Linked DNA regions of Homo sapiens: region 2 is linked to region 1. Evidence: chromatin loops called from intact Hi-C (ENCODE). Cell type or tissue: IMR-90. All regions are shown on one strand.

What was found. A loop is a pair of places that touch in the nucleus more often than their neighbours do. Peaks named below come from ENCODE experiments on the same cell type or tissue, not always from the same donor. Only the 100,000 strongest peaks of a DNase experiment are listed, where the experiment ranks them.
Region 2: a loop joins it to region 1, with 2.2 times the contacts of the local background. A loop is called at or near these places in 3 of 110 quality-filtered maps.

The regions. Positions count from the first base shown.
Region 1 is chr11:122,083,529-122,088,528 of GRCh38, forward strand. It overlaps a transcript of MIR100HG not described here. Among named protein-coding and RNA genes, the nearest start is that of MIR125B1, 14 kb to the right of the region's middle. In IMR-90, no CTCF peak of the experiment used is centred here; a DNase peak (open chromatin) is centred at 1,933; H3K27ac peaks cover 200 bases.
Region 2 is chr11:121,807,913-121,812,912 of GRCh38, forward strand. No RefSeq gene overlaps it. Among named protein-coding and RNA genes, the nearest start is that of MIR125B1, 290 kb to the right of the region's middle. In IMR-90, no CTCF peak of the experiment used is centred here; a DNase peak (open chromatin) is centred at 2,599; H3K27ac peaks cover 521 bases.

The DNA.
Region 1 (5,000 bases):
GCTAACTCTACTATGGAAATTGTAAAGAAAATAATTATCGATAGAGTTAGATCTATAACATAGCCCCTTTGATTCACGAAAATGAAACTTTGAACATGTGTCTCTTGACCTTCACTGTCTAACATTCCTCCCCAAACTCTCCCTAATGTTGATTGCTTAGTTTATTAATTCAAGTTCGTTGAATAAGTCATAGTCTACAATCACGATAGTAGTTTATGAGAGCAAGTGTTGCTGTTACTCCAAGTGCGTGGGGAAGTTGCAGAGGTCCTTTTCTAGAGGCCTTCAAGATAAGTTGCAGAGGTCCTTTTCTAGATAGTGTGATTATTCTACCATTGGCTCGTTCCTACTTTTCCACTGAACCTACCAGTTATCACACTATGAGCAGAGTAAGGAAAAACTCTGTAATACTTGTGTATTACAGTGCTACTGCACTTTTAATTTTCTCCCTCCCACTATTGGTAAGCAATGATATAGCCTCCTCAACACAATACCTAATGCTGGGTACTGTAATAATCATGGTGCACTGCTCACAATCCCTGTGGCAAGCATTTACACTGCTCTAAGCACCAGCAAGAAAAGAAACAAAAAAAATTTTTTGTGGTTCCTTTTAGTCCTTGAGTATATCACAAGTTTAACCCTAATTGGATTTACCTGATGTCAGTAAATGACCTGGGACTTTCGGCAGTCATTATCCCAAAGGGTAATAATCAGAAAGTTGAGAGGAAAAAACCTAAAATGGCACTTATCTAATGTGGGAAATTAAGTGACTTAGATAGTTATGTACAAAGGGTATAACCAGAGCCAAGTGTAATGTCCCATGTGATTTTTACTAGGAGAGACTAGTTTTAATAGTTTCATCTTTGGACAACCCTCCTTTCTAAGCATGTACCTGCCACTTAGGGATCCCCAACCCAACACGCTGAGGCTCATTTCATCATTATTTTCATCATCCTAGTAAAAATTCACTAGGATCTTTTAAGCCAGGATAACCAACTTCTCAAAGTGTTGAAAAACTTGGTGGCTGATATATGCATGGACTAAGTTATGTATATAAGTTAATAAACCCACACACACACACACACACACACATCTTTTAGGACTGGTTTGCCTGAAGTCTTGACATCATGGAATGTCAAATGTCAAATGTCTTTAAAATATGATTATCGGCTGGGCACGGTGACTCATGTCTGTAATCCTGGCACTTTGGGAGCCTGAGGCGGGTGGATCATGAGGTCAGGAGTTCGAGACCAGCCTGGTCAATATGGTGAAACCCTGTCTGTGCTAAAAATACAAAAATTGAGGCTGGGTGCAGTGGCTCACACCTGTAGTCCCAGCTACTTGGGAGGCTGAGGCAGAAGAATCGCTTGAACCCAGGAGGCAAAGGTTGCAGTCAGCCAAGATCATGCCACTGCACTCCAGCCTGGGCGACAGAGCAAGACTCAGTCTAAAAAAAAAAAAAATATATATATATATATATATATAATATACATGATATATCATGTATATTATATATATATTTATCTGAGTCTCCTAAATGAAGAGAGAGTAAACTGGCAGAGAAATACGCATAAAATAATAATTTGACATTCCACATTGTTGTTATCTATATATAGTGTTTTCCTTGAGGTTAGCAGATGCCAGAATTCCTAGATCAATTAAATAGTGCACCCTTTGCCCACAACTTCCTTTGTAAAAGCTGAATATACAATATACTAACAGATTTTTCAAAATATCTATTTTTCATTTTTAAAAGTATCCCTATTTAAAATGTAGGAGCCTAAAAATATACACAAACCAAATGTTGATTCATTGTAGGAGTTGCATGTTATGATTCCCTCATTGCATCTGGTAACTGCATGTGGTTAGCTACACTTGGTACGACTGGATACAGCTTGACATATTCTGGGATTTATTAAAATGTAAATGACAAAGCAGAAAAGAATGTTCAGACAATTGGATTACTCCATTGACTGAATGTTCCAATACTGTATCTATTTTTGTCAAAGCAATGGTGGTTCCTGCTGTGGAATGCTGAATGGAATATTCCATTGCAGGGCATGGGGAGAACTTGCATAAAAGAAATTGAAACCTAATCATTTAATTTTTAATTCACCTCTCTAAAAGCAACACATTGCCAATACTTGTAAAAGAAATTATGATAATTTTGGCACACAATTATTGGAAGATCATCATTTTCAACTATTTATTCAGTGTCTATTATTGGTTCTGTAACTTCATTCATGAAAACAATGATACATTTGCTTGTTTTTGCTCTTGGCCTTGGCTTGTTTTAGCTATGAGCATTATGTGATGAGCATGAATATCTGTGATATGGCAGGGAATATGCACAATCCAAGAGAGACGTTTTCCTGATAGGAACTGTTCTTATTTATTCCAGAGAAGAGAAGGCTGGGAGGTAGTTGTCTTTAAGGACATGAAGGGATTGAGTTTAAAAGAATGGAGGCCGGCTGTTCTTTCTCTCCACAGGGAACAAGAGAAAATGGGATTAAACTACAGCGTGAGGGATTTGGAATAGAAATAAGAATTTCCCAACTGTGTGGAATCTCAAACACTGAAATCCATTTTGAAGGAAGCATGTGGACATTAGTTTTATTTTGATGCCTTTAAAATATGGAACGGCACATTTTCACTATGTGGTTTTTACATGGATGAAGAAGAGCAGATTTGACGACAGAGTTCCAGGATTCTCTTGATCTATGAGTAGAATCTAAAAGCGATGCATGGTGGTAACTGTGAGAAGTAACTATTTTTTATAGTGGTTATTTTTTAATATGAACTTTTCTCATGGGGACAGAGTGTCAATTTTACCTGTACTGTGAAATGTGAAATGGAATGGAATGGAATATAATAAGTTGGGTGGGGACAGATAATGTGGGAGCACAATGCAATTTTTAATTTTGCCTTCCCACTACCATTTCTGCTATTGAGTTATTCAAGTTTAAAGGCAAAATATCCTTCTAGTGGAGTTTAATATATGTATATTGATTTTTGAATTTGTAAAAATGTGCTCAGGATTCCTGGAGAAATGAGCATCCTCTGTACCCTCGTTATGGGCATATATATGTGTATATATATGTATATGTATATGTATACATATATATATACATATATATATGGATATTTTTAAAGGAGCTGCATTTTCACGTTTGATTAGCAGATTAGCAGAATTATTTGAGTATATGGGATTCAAATTGGTCCAAATTCAATTTTGCTGTTAAAAATTATGACTACAGTGGATATTGGTTGTCTCTTGATTTGAAAATAATTATATTTTCCATTTCCCTGAGATAGTTAGTGTAGCAGGAAGAGTGTTGTGTTAAAATCAGAAACCTGGGGGTCAGGTCTTATCTCAATCATGACCTGGCTGTTTGACCTGGACAACTCAGTAACTGTTAAGTATCAGTTTATATTCTGAGGAATAAACAAAACTGTGTTAAACAGATGGTTTTCCTTCTAATATGCTATCAATTATTGATACCAAAAACTCTCGATTTTCTGAGCTGAGTCTAAGATTATGTTCCCGTAAGTCAACAGTTCTCAACTTTGCCTGCACATTCCAATCTCCAGCGGAGCTTTAGAAAATTCAAATTCCTAGGCCACACTCACACCAACTAAGTCAGAATCTGTCCCAGGTATCAGTATTTTCAAAACTCCCCAGGTGGTTACGATATACAGCCAGGGTTTAAAACTCATGCTTTGGATACAGTGCAGTAAGGAACTGAAATAATCATATTAATGTTATCTATTATGAGTGTGAGAATTGTGTCCATCTTGTTCCTTCCTGTATCCTCAAACCTGAACAAAGTGCCCAGCACGTAGTAGGTGCTCAGTAAATAGTTAATATTTTTAGGAAACTTTGGCCAATTACTAAAAGATATAGGGCATATCAAAGTAGATGGCTGTATCTACTTTAATCATTTTTATGTTCATCTCATTCACTTAATAAGAGCTCAATTCTCTTCTTTTTTTGGTCTGTATAACGTCAAAAGAAAGTGAAATAATAGGTAATATTTTGCTGCAATACAATTCACCTATCCTTAGGATGAAATTTTAAAAAATTGTCTATCACATTCTCTAGAGAAGGGGCCCTTTGGAAGCTAAAGACATGTCTCCTACATGACTTTACACATCTAGGTAAAAATTAAGAAAACTAATTGTCTTTATGTGTCCAGGTGTGATATTCATTCAGCGGACACTTACGAAGTACTTTTGATGCCAAGCATTGTGGTAGGCTATCGTAGACTTTCCTGACCAGGGTTTTATGCTAGAATTGAACCCTAATGCTCTGAGCGTCTTTACCCGTGATGAATTATTTTCCTTCCTTTGCATGTAAAATTGTATTTTTAATATATCATTCTTGGGAGAATTGAGGAAATAGCATTCAAATCATATCTTTGTTCTCTGTGGTTCACATAGCAAACCCCAGTTAAGAAAGGGCTGCAAGTCTGGAGGATAAAATAACAAGCAAAACATAGCATTTATCTTCTGGAGTGGCACTATCCAATGGAAGTTTCTCAGTGATAGATGTGTTCTATATCTGTGCTGTTCAACAGAGTGGCCACCAGTTGCATGTGGCTATTGAGAACTTGCGATGTGAGCAATGCAACTGAGGAACTAAATTTTTACTTTTACTTAATATTAATTAATTGAAATTGAAATAGCCACATATGATGAGTGGCTACCTTGTTGAATGGTGCAGCTCTAGAATCTCATATTCAAATATGAGCACAACACTGGAAGATAAATGCTAATACGAGGTAAGCTCAGAATGACATGAAAGCGCCTAGGTGGGGAAGCTAGTCTTAGCGCTGGTAGAGGTTGGGGTGAAAACTTTCCAGAGAAAATGACTTCTAGGATGGGATGTGAAGGATGAGGGATGGAGTTTGGAAGGTGTAGTGGAGAAAGTACTAGGTAGAAGCTGAAGTGTGTGAGAAAGCCCAGAAGATAGAGGGAACATTAAGAAAAGGCAGGTGGATGGC
Region 2 (5,000 bases), 280 kb before region 1:
CTTTTCATGCTCCAGAAAACAAGCCTCAGAAATTTGATGACTGGGGTAGAATTGCTGAAGAAATTAACAGAAAAGGATGGAACTAAAATTCAGGTCTTACAACTTTCCACGCATTGAGTTTCACGTGAGATCTTCTCACCAATCTGTACCTTACTTTCACTTGTTGAATCCCCTTCACAGTATATAGGATTTCAGGTAGAAATATGATTGGCAGAATAGTTCCATTTGCAGGTCCTATTTATCACACTAGAATCTACCCCTCTGGAGACCTATTTTAAAATCATTTTGGATGTGATTTGAAAGAATGCCTCCCTATCTTGAAGCTCCAGGGATATGTCTCAAATGATCTTGATCATGACCTATGATTTTATATTATGCTGAGTAGGGTTTTTTGTCTTCACGATGATAAAGAAAGTGGAGAACATAGCACTCAGCCACTATTATCTCTATTAACCCAGGCAAAGCATTGACCTTTGATTGCTCCCCCGTTTCTTTCTATTGTCTCCACCAGTTGCATGTTCTTAGTGTTGTGCATAAATAAGTCTAATTAGGAACACAAGTTTCAGGCTATAGAAAAGCACTTAGCAGCTCTCCATGAATGCTGCGTTTAAACGAAATAGAATTACAATGCGGAGCAGTATTACAGTATCAGTTTCTCTCTCTTTCTCTGTCCTCCTCTCTCTGTTTCCCTCTTTGTGCCTCTGTGGCCTTCTTTTTTCCTCCACTTTCCAACTACAATGAATGTCTTGACTCAATATTCCTAACCAACATCTTGCCTGTTGGGTTTTTATCTCAACTCATTCTTTTTTCATAGTCTTTTCCTGTGCCTTACAGATAATGTGAAGCAGATATCTTCTAAAATGTACTCCTGCTTTCCATAGTAAATCATTTCCAGAGGCAAAGTCTTCTCTTTTGTTCTTCAGGATTTTTTCCCCCTCAGGTCCTATATTAATCCATTCATCCATCCAACCATCCATCCACCGACCAATCTTAAATAATGGTTTATCAAGAGCATATCTATTCAGGCCAAGTGTCAGCCAACACACAGGAAACATGATTTACACCCTGCACCCACCTCTCTCACTATTCAGGTTGGAGGATGGGGGAAAACTGTGTGCTCAGTTTTCTGCAGAATGCACATAGTATGCTTTCCATAAATGCAAAATTTGTGGACGCTACTATTGATGTCATCCTTTTCCTAAAGGCATATCCAGATGAAAGAAATTTTTAAAAAGTTATTCCTTGTCCTCTATTTAGGAGATTGATCTGTTAGGAAAATCATAAAACAATTTGGGATAGTGCATAAGATGCAATTAGATATCAAAAAAGACAGGTGCAGGCCTAAAAGGATATGCATATTTAGGGAAGGTTTGCATTAACCAAAGAAAGCTCATTACAGAATTAAACTGGGTTTTGAAAGATGGAAAATATTTGGATAATTAAAAAGGAGGATAAAGGATAATAATATGAAGAATTTACTACTTTCTAGACTGTTCTAAGTGCTTTTGTGTACATATTAACTCGTTTAATCATTTAGTTCTTACAGAAGCTTATAGGGTGGTACTATTAATATATTGCTTTTGTGGATAAGTAAATTGAAGAACAGAAAGGTTAAGTAACACAGCTAGGAATTGGCAATCAGAATTTGAACCCAGACAGACTTGCGGTAGGACATGTGCTCTTAACCATTGGACTCTTAAAAGTAGACCAGGTGGGTAAAATAGGAAAGGCTGGAAGGGAGAGGCCTGTGGAAGGAAGAATCAACCATGGGTACCTGAAGGATGGGATGTTAACATTCTTTATTTCACTAAAGAAATGAATCATTACAAAGATTAAATAAAATCTTGCTATTTACCTGGTTTTTCAAAGGAATATTTACTGGTTCTTGATAAGTTCAGCCCCAGGGAGCCACAACAATGGGTTAATTTTTTTCTTGGGCTAAATTTTATTTTTTTCCCTGGTAAAAAGAATATTTAATACAGAGCTCAGACCATATGATTTATTGCCTGTTTGAAAATCCTTTTCATCACTGTATGTTTTACCAGTAAATATTTAATCCTTGGCACCAAGTGCCACCCTGTTTATTAACTTTAGAGTTCATACTTTATAGTAAACTAAATTCTAAAATATCCTATGAAGAGAAAGACATTTCATCTACATAGTTCGCTGAGCAATTTTGCCAAAAGGAACCCCATATTATACGGCTTGGTCACATCACCCCTTTGATTATCGGAAAGCCTGATCACTAGAAAAGCAAACTTTCCTTCACAATAATGTCTATATTATGTTACACTTGCTGTGGATTCCCAAGTTTTCATCCCAAACAATTGTCTTGTGCCCAAAGACACGACCAGAATAAATGGCCTGGCTAGAGGCTTCACGCTTTTGCATGGGTGGCCCCCTCTGACTGACGATTCTGTTTTCCTGTCTTTGAGGCTATGGTTTCAAAAATTTAAAACCACCAGACCCAGAAAAGATAAATCTCTCTCAGTTTGCTTCAGAAAATCTAAACTCAATAATATCCACGTTGGTGGCTTCTGGAGAGAGTTACTCATCTGTCTCTCAGAAATGGGCCTTTTGGATCTCACTGACTCACTCTGGGACTGCTAGAGTTTTGCTCTAAGGCAGGGTTCTGAATCAGTGCTTGCCGAGTTTCCTCTTACTGCTCCAGCACATACTCTTCATTTTATTTGTTTTATTTCTCCTCTCTTTTTTTTTCACTTTCATTTTAGGTTCAGGGGTTCATGTGCAGGTTTGTTATATGGGTAAATAAATTGCATGTTGTGAGGATTTGGTGTACACATTATTTTGTCACCCGGGCAATCAGCATAGTACTCGTTTTTCCATCCTCACCCTCCTCCCACCCTCCACCCTCAAGTAGGCACTGGTGTCTGTTGTTGCCTTCTTTGTGTCCATATGTACTCAATGTTTAGCTCCCACTTCTAAGTGAGAACATGTGGTATTTGGTTTTCTGTTCCTGTGTTAGTTTGCTTAGAATAATGGCCTCCAGCTCCACTGATGTTGCTGCAAAGGACATAATCTTATTCTTTTTTATGGCCGCACAGTATTCTATGGTTTATATGAACCACATTTGCTTTATCCAGTCCACCACTGATGGGCATTCAGGATGTTTCCATGTCTTTGCTGTTGTAAATAGTGCTGTGATGAACATATGAATGCATGTGACTTTGCTGTAGAACGATTTATATTTCTTTGGGTATGAGCCTAATAATGGGACTGCTAGGTTAAATGGTAATTGTGTTTTAAGTTCTTTGAGAAATCACCAAACTGCTTTCTGCAATAGCTGAACTAATTTACATTCCCACCAGCGTGTATTCAGTGTTCTTTTTTCTCTTCAATCTTACCATCATCTGTTAATTTTTGACTTTTTAATAATACCCATTCTGGTTGGTGTGAGATTGTATATCTCATTGTGGTTTTGATTTGCATTTTTCTAATAATTAGTGATGTTGGGCATTTTTTCATATGCTTATTGGCCATGTTATGCCTTCTGTAGAAAAGTGTCTCTTCATGTCCTTTGCCCACTTTTTAATACAACTGTTCTTTGCTTATAAATCTGTAAGTTACTTACATATTCTGGATATTAGACCTTTGTTGGATGCATGGTTTGTAAAAATTTTCTCCCATTCTGTCGGTTGTCTGTTTACTCTGTTGATAGTTTCTTTTGTTGGGCAGAAGGTCTTAAGTTTAATTAGATCCCATTTGTCAATTTTGTTTTTGTTTCAATTGTTTTTGGTGTCTTGGGCATGAAATTTTGGCCAGATCTTATGTCCAGAATGGTATTTCCTAGGTTATTGTCCAGGGTTTTTATAGTTTTAGGTGTTACATTTAAACCTTTAATCCATCTTGGGTTGATTTTTATATGTGGTGTAAGGAAGGCGTCCAGTTTCAATTGTCTGCAGATGGCTAGCCAGTTATCCCAGGAACATTTATTGAATAAGGAGTCCTTTCCCCATTGCTAGTTTTTTGTTGATTTTGTCTCAGGTCAGATGGTTATAGATATGCAGCATTATTTCTCAGCTCTCTATTCTGTTCCACTGGTGTGTGTGTGTGTGTGTGTGTGTGTGTGTGTTTACCGGTACCATGCTGTTTTGGTTACTGTAGCCTTATAATATAGTTTGAAGTCAAGTAATGTAATGTCTCCAGCTTTGTTCTTTTTGCTTAGGATTGCCTTGGCCATTCAGGGTCTTTTTTGGTTTCATCTGAATTTTAGAATATTTTTTTCTAATTCTGTGAAGAATGTCATTGGTAGTTTGATAGGAATAGCATTGAATCTGTAAATTGCTTTGAGCGGTATGGCCATTTTAACAATATTGATTTTTCCTATCTATGAACATGGAATGTTTTTCCATTTGTTTGTGTAATCTCTGATTTCTTTGAGCAGTGTTTCATAATTCTCTTTGTAGAGATCTTTTACCTCCTTGGCTATCTGTATTCCTAGGCATTTTATTCTTTTTGTGGCTACTGTGAAGAAAATTAGGTTCTTGATTTGGCCCTTAGCGTGAATACTGTTGGTGTATAGAAATACTACTGATTTTTGTACATTGATTTTGTATCCCGAAACTTTACTAAAGTTGTTTATCAGATAAAGGAGCTTTTGGGCAGAGACTATGAGGTTTTCTAGGCAGAGAATCATATCATCTGCAAACAGGTATAGTTTGACTTCCTCTTCCTGTTTGGATGCCTTTTATTTATTTCCCTGGACTAATTGCTCTGGCTAGGACTTTCAGTATTATGTGGAATAGGAGTGGTGAGAGAGAACCTGCTTGTCTTGTTCCAGTTTTCAAGGGGAATGCTTCCAGCTTTTGCCCATCCAGTATGATGCTGCCTGTGGGTTTTTCATAGATGGCTCTTACTATTTTGAAGTATGCTTCTTTAATGCCTAGTTTGTTGAAGGTTTTTAATATGAAGGGATGTTGAATTTTATTGAAAGCCTTTTCTGGGTCTATTGGGATGATCATATGGTTTTTGTTTTTAGT